Linked DNA regions of Mus musculus: region 2 is linked to region 1. The links are chromatin loops, found by intact Hi-C in ENCODE. Cell type or tissue: gastrocnemius. All regions are shown on one strand.

Region 1 (5,000 bases):
TGCCTGCAAATTTAATGAGGTCTTTGTTTTGGGGAGTAGAGTCATATTACAGTGTGTAAATGTACCACATTTTCTTTATCTATTCCTCAGTTGAGGAACATTTTGTTGTTTCCTATTTGTGACTAATATGAATTAAACTGCTATGAATATAGTTGAGCAAGTGTCCTTGTGGGATGATGGAGCATCTTTTGGATATATGCTCAGGAGTGGTATAACTGGATCTTGAGGTAGAGTTATTCCCAGTTTTCTGAGAAACCACCAAATTGATTTCCAAAGTGGTTGTCCAAGTTTGAATTCTCACCGGTAGTGGAGGAGTGTCCATCTTCTTTTCAAAAATATGAGCAGCTGTGTAAAGATGAGACAGGATGGTGCAGCTGAACATTTGAGATATCAACAAGCGGCTGTGGGTGGGGAAGCAGTCTATCAGTATTTTTGAGATAGAAAGTCAACTCTGGAAGGATGGTGGCTAGAGATAGGAAGGTAAAAGACAAAGTAAATGGGAATCATCTATTCGGAGGAGAAAGGGAAGAGTGGCATTCATAACTTACTTCCCCAACACATTAACACTGGGGCTCATTTACCCTATGCTCTCTTTGTTCAGTCCCTGTTCGTTGGCTTAACCATGATGTGAGAAAACGTGAAAATGGGGATAACTATTGTTTCTGACTGCTCCTCCCTCAGAGGCATTGTAGCCACACACAGTTCAGCATCTATATAACAAATGTTCCACATCTGGAGTCAGTGTGCCAAGTGACCCAAAAGACTGTTGCAGTGTGCTCTCTACCTACCACCAAGATCATCTGACTTTGATTAACACATTCTACATTCTTTTTCCATATTCCACCAGCATAAGAAATGCCTACCCTAGCTCTTCACCAGCAATTCCATAGTGGTGGTGATTTTATCTCTGACATGGGATTGAAAGTGACATTGGTCAGGTGAGTTATCTGAAAATTGGATTAACAGTCCTGGGCTGAATCACTTTACAAGGAAAAACATTGTGTTAGTTGGTGTTCTCTTCAGTTCCTTTTCTTGAATAACTGTGAAATGGCTCCACCATGTGGTTGAACTAATACATATTGTTCATAGAAAACCAACAGCAGCAATAGAAGACACCACCACAGTCAATGCTAAACAAACACTCGTGTTCAGAATGTGCCAACCTACATTTCCTGTACTGGATATTCTGCAACCAAAACATACAGTTCTTCAATCCCCTAACCTATAACCATCATTCATATTTTCTAAGGCTGACCAACTCTTTGGCACATCAGAGTAAACGTAAAGTCAGGCTTGACGACATGGGAGAAGTTGAGGCAGGGGAATTGCAAGGCCAAGAACTGTTTTTCATTTGATGAGACCCTATCTTAAAAATCTGAAAATGTAGCAGTGTAAGGAGCTTGTCATTAGAGTACTTCTCTGCCTTGTGAGGTCCTAGATTTTGGTAGTAAGTGCTATAAAAGAATGAGTAAATAAATACATAAAGTAAGTTAAAAATTCCAATTGTTTTTAATAGAAATGATATAAAATAATAAAGTTTTAGTTGTGTCATTGATGTATAAGAATACTTAGATTCACTGTATAGATTCTAGTTTTTAATAGATTTTCCTAAGTAAATGATCCATAGCTCTTTAAACATATTAAAACCCTGGGGTAATTTTCTCAAGGGAAAAAAAAAAGCTTATAATACATCCTGTGTAGAGGACTGCAGGCAGAGGAGAGTAAGATGCAGCCTTCTTGTGTATCATCCACAGCCCCAATGTGCCTTATACAGGAAAAGAATTGCACCTGTATCTGTAGGATTAAATCACTTCTAAGATCCCTTCAAACTGTAACAAATGTTGAACCTGTTGATCAGAAAACAGTTCATAGTCTGTCAATATTGCAGTCTTGGAAGGAAGGATTCATCACTCCCTTGGATTTACATCTTTAACTGTCAGAAGGCAGGAATCTCTTTACCAAGTGGCAGCATGACCTACCTGGTTTGAACCGATGGTTCTATAAGTAAAAACACAATAATGCTTTTACAGAGGGCTCTAGTTTGTATAACCCAGGAGAAATTTGTTCATTACAGCCTGTAACTCCAATTCTTTGGGATCTGTTGCCCTCTTGTGGATTATGTGGGTACTGCAGTGATATGCCCACCACTGAAACCTCCCCAGGCACATCATTACGAATAAAATAATTGTTTTAAAATATGTGACACATTGGGAGGTGGTGGTGCTTGCCTTTAATTCCAGCACGTGGGAGGCAGAGGCAAGGAAATATATATAAGCTCATGGTCAGCCTGGCCTACAGTACAAGTTCCAGGATTACAAAGGCTCCTCAGAGAAACCCTATCCAAGAAAACACAGAAATAAATAATCCCAGACCACATCAATCAAGAAAGAGAAACACACACACACACACAAGTGTACATACACACAAAAAATTATTTTTAAAAACCCCACTCCTCATTGATATCTCTTAGCACCTCTCAACTCCTCAATAAAAAAACACAAACTAACAGAATGGATTAGAAAATAAGATCCATCCTTTTCTGCCTCAAAAACATCTTAGTATCAAGGATAGATATCAACACCTCAGAATTAAAAAAAATAGGATATCCAAGCAAATAAACATAAGAAGCAAGCTAGCATAGCTATTTTTAATATCTGACAAAATACACTTCAAATCTCAACTATGGAAATATGGAAGGACACCACATATTCATGGAAATTTCTTCAAAATTGACCACATTCTTAGACACAATCAAGTCTCAACAGATAAAAACAACAACAACAAAATCCACCCTGAATTATTACTCTGTGTCCCATCTGACCACCACGGATTAAAGCTGGATTTTATCAGCAATAAAAACACCAGAAACATTAGATTGACCTCGGGGAGTCTTGTGGGAGAGTTGAAAGAAAGATTGAGGGACCTAAAGAGGGCAGGAACTCCACAAGAAAACCAACAGAATCAACTAATCTGGATACTTGGGGGCTCCCAGAGACTGAACCAAAGATCAAGCATGGGCTGGAACTCGGCCCCCGCACATGTGTAGCAGATGAGCAGATTGGTCTTCATGCAACTGGAGCAGGAGCTGTGCCTGAACCTTTTGCCTGCCTGCCTGTTGACTCCCACCCTCACCCCCACCCCCACACACTGCTAAATGGACAGTCTTGTCTGGCCTCAGTTGGAGAGGATGTACCTAATCCCACAGAGACTTGATGTGACAAGAAGAAGAAGGGGGTGGGGTGGGGAATAGGAGAAGGACTTGCATGATGGGCTAATGGGAAGAGAGGAATGGTGATATTTTTATAAAGGGAAGAAATAAATTTATTTTAAAAGCCAATAAATAAGTAATAAGTATTTTTGTCTGTTCAGATAAAGAAGACTAGAGATATTGTATACTAGCAATTTAACAGCACACTTGAAAGCTCTAAAACAAAACGTATGAACCCAGAATGAGTAGACAACAGGAATTAATCAGATATTTTATCTATCATTTTTATTTTATTTTATTTAGATATTTTTCTTTTTTATCTTTTGCCCTACAGGTCGTTTGCATATATAAATGAATTCCAGTTTAGTATTTCTAGGGGATTCCTGAGTGAGGGAATGAGTGGGTCTCTGATTCTTGTGCCTTCTCTTTGGCAATTTCCCTTCTGTTTGTTTGTTTGTTTCTCTTCCAGCATATTAAATATTATATTTTTATATTTGTATCCCTTAGATACCTGTCTGTTTTGTAATAAATCTAGATGGGAGGGCTGATGGGAAGAAACTGGGAGGAATGGAGGTGAAACCATAGTCAGGATACATTATATAAGAGAAAATTATGTTTTTTCAATAAAAGGAAAAATTTTGAAATGTGACACATACAAAAAAAAAAACAATCTTTCCTGAAAATGATTATTTCTGTCGAAAGAGGTAAGGGAAATAGAGAAATAGTGATTTGTCAGAAACAACAAAACAAAGGCTTCATTTTATTCTTAAGTTGACTTTTTCAGCACTTGACTTATCATTTTAAAAGATGTACTAATATCCTCAAGCTTTGAATTCAACTACTCCCTGTGGCAGAGTGTTTTCTGTTACTATAACTTAATATTGTACACTGGGAAATTTATAACAAGTTGAGATTATATTGAGCCCATGTTTCTACTTGCTATGAATTCATTTTGAAAGCTGTGAATTCCAAGACCATGGAAAGCACATCTCTTAAGAGCCTCACTTCTTCTTTGCAACATGGATTTGGAATATTTTGCTCTAGATTTAAAAAATAATACTCTTTTTCTATTTTTTAATAACATGTAGTGTAAAATGTCTCTGTGTGTGATGTGTGTGTCTATCTGTGTGTGTGTCTACATGTGAACAGACAAGCATGAATATAGATGTCCAAAGACACCAGAGACATCTTTGAACATGTAGCGCAGATCCCCTGAAATAGCAACAAGGACTCTCAACCTCTGAGCTGTACTCCAATTTCCCATAACTACATATTTTTACCTATAAAGCCAAAACAACTGAGAAATACTACTGTGTTTTGAATTGCCCCATAGTTTCATATATCTTAATTCTTGGTCTGCAGTTGGTGGAACTGTTGGGGAAGGAATGGGAAGTGTAGCCTTGTGGGAGGACATGGAGGTATATCACTAGAAGTAGGCTTTGTAATTATTTTTTCTTTTTTTCTTGGATATTTTCTTTATTTACATTTCAAATGTTTTCCCGTTTCCAGGTCTCCCCTTCAGAATTTCCTATCCCACACCCCTCCCTCTGCCTCTATGAGGGTGTGCACCCATCCACCCACTCTTGCCTCCCTGCCCTGGCATTCCCTACACTGGGGCACTGAACACCCTCGGGCCCAAGGACCTCTCCTCTCATTGATGTCTAACAAGGCTATTCTTTGCCACATATGTGGCCAGTGCCACGGGTACCCCACTCTCAGTTCTCTCTCTCTCTCTCTCTCTCTCTCTCTCTCTCTCTCTCTCTCCTTCTCTCCTTCTCTCTCTCTCTCTCTC
Region 2 (5,000 bases), 320 kb after region 1:
ATCACTTCTGATAATGCCAAACAAATGATTCAGGAGAAATAATCACTATTCATGGTCTTATTTGAGTTTTATAAAATACTGCCTAATACAACAAGGTTTCAGAAAAGAGTAGCTGGTCACTTTTGGGTGGCGGGAGGGGGGTGCGGGGGGGGGCGTATTAAATGTTCAAGATGAACCTAGAAAATACTACAGATCTTCAAATCAATCAAGAAGATTGTGTGGGAAGATAGCTCATTAGCTATTGCAATTGCCTTGCAAACCTGAGAACTTTGCTTTGGGTCGCAAGAACCAAGTGAAGGTTGGAAACAGAAGTTTAAATGTTTATAATCCTAGTATCTCCTACCTGAAAATGGGAGGCGAAGACAGGATAATAGCTGGAAGCTTTCAGTGCACTAGCTTGGTGTAGGTAGTAGTGAATAGTGCCTGTCTCACACTTAGATTATCTCATCAGACATTAGGAAGTCAAGACGATGTCTGCCTTGAAGCTTCCTGCTAACTGGTGTTCATGACATGCAACCTGAGGAGAATGGCAGTCCAGCTACAAGCCCTCTGACCAATAGTGAGCTGATGTAAGATGCACTGGTGTAATAGTCACAAATGTGATGTAGTACCCACCACCTTCTGACTGAAGTTTCACTCCAGGAGGTGGGACAAATGCCTACCACTACGAAAGTGGTCAAGAACCTGAGACTAGATTGGCGATGGGCTGAGGGAAAACCAAACACTATTCTGTCAAAGAATATAGCAGCACAAGGTCTTGTAATGACATTCTACTATACCCATAGATCAGAGTTACTCAGCTGTCATCAGATAAGTTGTTTTCTTGCATTATATGGGAACTAACACAGAGAACCACAGCTGTACAATATGCAGAGTGAGAGACTTTGGAGCACTTATTCCAATAACCAGAGGAGATGTCTTTATCAAACATCTCCACTCAAGGCTAAGGGATCAGGCAAGAAAAGGTGGTGGAAAGATTGTGAGAGCGTAGATGGTGTCCCAGCCCTGAGACCACAAAGAGGACATCGCCTTCCATTCCTATCCAAGGAACTATGAGGTACTGCTACTCACTGGCAGTGGAAAAGTTAGTTTTCTCCGTTGAGTTCTCACTGGGTATATTACACACCTCAGGACAGGCCTCAGGCCTGGAGGAAAGTGTCCAACCCACAATCAAACGGTGTTTACTCAGACACTAGGCCTCATTTGGCTTATTTGGGATTGTGTTTTTTTTTTTTTTTTTCCATTCATATATCTTACCAGACTTTTCTTTTTGTATTTTAGTTTCTTTGCTTTTGGGGGCATATATTGTGCATGTCGGGAGGGAGGTGTTTATTTGTTTTGTTTATTGTCTTTTAAAGAGAGAAAGAGTGGATGGGTTAGAGAGGTAGACAGGATCATTAGGAAAGGGGAACGATGTTCAAAATTGAAAACATTTTCCAATAATAAAGAAAAGGAAAAATAAAAGTAACCAAAGGTGGAATATGAGAACCAACATCTGGGCTTGCTCATTGCCTCCACATACGCACCATGGTATGAGCACACCCACACCTCATCACCACACACACACACACACACACACACACACACACACACACACACACACGTCAATCTCCAATAATTACTAATTCCCTAGAGCATGGGCTGGAGACCACCAACTCAGTGTTTTGAAAACTTGTTAGTAATATTCAGTTAACAAATTGAATAATCATTCTGGTTTTACAAAAATAAAATTTGCCCCTCAGTATAATGAACACACACCAAGTGTTAATTACTTTTAATGGAAGTATTTAATTCCCAAATGAAGATGATAGGAGACTAAGGTAATTTTTAACAATACATTTACATGAAATGCAGGCGAACTAGACATTCTCTTTCTCCACCTGGAAGTTACATTGTTTAAAAACAATTCCTAAGTGTCTACTGATGTGTAAACATGCAAGAGAAGATTTGCGTGTGTTTATGTGAATGGGGGGGGGGCACATGCAAGAGAAGATTTGCGTGTGTTTATGTGAATGGGGGGGCGTGTCCTGTGGGGGTTGCTTTGGCCTGTCTTCTTCCATCACCCTCCACTTTATATTTGAAGCAATTCCAGTGAACCTAGAGTTCATCTGTTAGGCTAGACAGGCAGGGCTGGCTCTACCTCCCCAGCACTCAGATTAGAGGTATGTCCCAACCTAGCGTTTCACATGGGCGATGGGCTCTGTAATCAGGTACTTGTGCTTTTCAGCGTGGACTTTTTCCATTGAGACACCTCTTTCCAGTCTCTAAAAACCAGCAAGATAAATTTGCATTCAGAAAAAATATAGAAAAACTACAAAACAAATAACACCCCCCCAAATCAAGTATATCTGTAAAGAAAATGGAGAAAGGACAGAGACATTAGTGGTGTTTTAGTTGCAAACCAATGAAAAGAAAACTTTGTGATAATTAGCGAAATATAAACACCTTCAATAACTGATGGAATTAAGAATTGAATATTGCATTCCAGGGCTTGGAGATACTGCTGTGGAGTTAGGCTGCAGCTAAGTATGTGTTTACTCCCGTCCCTGGGGATCTGGTGCCCTCTGCTGGTCACTTACAGCACTGCACGTGGTGCACATTTGTACATTCAAGCAAAACACCCATACACATAAAATCAAAATAAATAAATCTTAACAAGCATAAAGTAGTATTTCAGAAATAGAAAAATGTTCACACATGCTCATAGATACTAGTGGATATAAAGTGAGTGAAAAGTAGGAGATCATGATCGTATTCCAACCACCGTGGATGGGTTCATTACACTATCTTCTCTTATAGTTTATTGGAAAAATGATCCCGGTAAAGTATTTTAAGTGAAAAGGAAACATTTTTCAAATAAAACCTCAAAGCAAAAAAATACTAATATAAATCTGTATATTCGTGTTTTGGGCAACAGAAAATTCTTGAATGAAAGACAGAAATGTTTTTTAAAAACTAAATACAACTCAAAGGTATATATTTGTTGATGACAAGTGAATACTGCCTTTTTTCCACTCATTTATTTACTTATTCACTTTATATCCCGATGGCCCCCGATTTCACAGGGCCGCTTCCCCATTCCCATCTCCCCTTCACCCCTGAGAAGAGCGAGGTCCCTCGCTCAGTACCAACCCTGGCACATCCAGTTTCTGCAGGGTTAGGCGCATTCTCTCCCACTCATGCCAGACAAGGCAGCCCAGTTAGGGGAACGGAGTTCACAGACAGGCAACAGCTTTAGGGATGGCCCCCGCTCCAGTTGTAGGGGGATCAAAATGAAGATTGAGTTGCACGTTTGACATGTGCAGAAAGTGGGGCTTGGAACAGCACTTGTATATTCTTTGGTTAGTGGCTCTGTCTCTGAAAGTCCCCTAAGGGTCCAGATTAGTTAGCTCTGTTGGGGTTCCTGTGGAGTTCCTATCCCCTCCGGGATCCTCAATCTTACCACCAGCTCTTTCATAAGAGTCCCCAAGCTCCATCCAGTATTTGGCCCTGGGTTTTTGCATCTATTTCAGACAGTTGCTGGATAGAGCCTCTAAGAGGACAGATATACTTGCCTTCTGTCTGGAAGCCTAAGAGCATACTCAAGTGTCAGGGATTGGTGCTTGCCCATGATATGGGTCTCAAGTTGGGGCAGTTATTGGTCAGCCTTTTCCTGAGTCTCTACTCCATCTCTAATCCCTGCATTTCTTTTAGATAGAAAAAGTTGGGGGCAGAAGTTTTTGTGGGTGGATTGGTGTCCTTATCCTTCCACTGGGTCATGCCTGGCTATGACAGGTGGCCCTTTCTGGTTCCATATCCCCACCGCTGTGCCTCTCAGCTAAGGTCACACAAATTGACTCCTGGGAGTCTACCCTAACCCAGATCTCTGGCATGTCCTAGAGAGGCCCCACACCCATGGCAGCTGCCATTTTCATTCATTCTCCTAGTCCTCTGGTCCTCTCTCCTGTCTCTCCCTAAACCTGATCCCGAACCCCTATTCCACAACCCATCCCCTCTCTCACCCAGTTCTCTCTCCTCCTGTTTCCTATGATTATTCTATCTCCATTTCTAAGTGAGACTCAAGCATCCTGGCTTGGACTGTCCTTCTTGTTTAGCTTATTTCCACCTGTAGAGTGTGTTGTGGGTATCCTGTACATTATGACTAATAACCACTTATAAGTGAGTATGTACCATGTATGTACTTTTGGGTCTGGGTTACCTCACTCGGGATGATATTTTCTAGTTCCATCCATTTCCTGTAAAGTTCATGGTGCCCTTGCTTTGCCATGGGGCAAATGAACCACATTTTCTGTATCCATTCTTCCTTTGAGGGACATCTAGGTTGTTTCCAGTTTCTAGCTATTACAAATAAAGCTGTTATGAACATAGTGGAGCATGTGGTATGCTGTAGAATCTTTGGGGTATATGTCCAGGAGTAGTATAGCTTGTTCTTCAGGTAAAATAATTTTCAATTTTCTAAGAAACCACCAGATTGATTTCCAGAGTGGTTGTATAAGTTTTCACTTCCACCAGCAATGGAGGAATATTCCCCTTTCTCCACATCCTTGCCAGTATTTGCTGTCACTTGAGTTTTTTATCTTAGCCATTCTGATGGGTGTAAGATGGAATCTCAGAGCTGTTTTGATTTGTATTTTCCTGATGACTAAGGATGTGGAACATTTCAAGTGCTTTATTGCCATTCAAGATTCCCGTGTTGAAAATTCTCTGTTTAGCTCTGTACCCCATTTTAAAAATTAGGTTATTTGGTTTTTGGTGTCTAACTCCTTGAGTTCTTTATATATTTTGGATATTAGCCCTCTATCAGATGCAGGGCTAGAGAAGATCTTTTCCTAATCTATAGGCTGCAGTTTTGTCCTATCCATAGTGTCCTTTGCCTTGCAGAAGCTTTGCAGTTTCATGAAGTTCCATTTATCCGTTGTTAAGAGATTAAGCTGTTGGTGTTCTGTTCTGGAAATTGTCTCTTCTACCAAGGTGTTCAAGAATATTTCCCACTTTCCCTT

Evidence for each region. Peaks named below come from ENCODE experiments on the same cell type or tissue, not always from the same donor. Only the 100,000 strongest peaks of a DNase experiment are listed, where the experiment ranks them.
Region 2: it touches region 1 in a loop (9-fold over the local background); 24 of 42 quality-filtered maps call a loop at or near these places.

Annotation. Positions count from the first base shown.
Region 1 is chr16:27,138,146-27,143,145 of GRCm38, forward strand. No RefSeq gene overlaps it. Among named protein-coding and RNA genes, the nearest start is that of Gmnc, 150 kb to the left of the region's middle. In gastrocnemius, CTCF peaks have their summits at 1,066 (motif pointing left) and 2,123 (motif pointing left); a DNase peak (open chromatin) is centred at 2,116.
Region 2 is chr16:27,454,921-27,459,920 of GRCm38, forward strand. No RefSeq gene overlaps it. Among named protein-coding and RNA genes, the nearest start is that of Gm32356, 10 kb to the right of the region's middle. In gastrocnemius, no CTCF peak of the experiment used is centred here; a DNase peak (open chromatin) is centred at 2,569.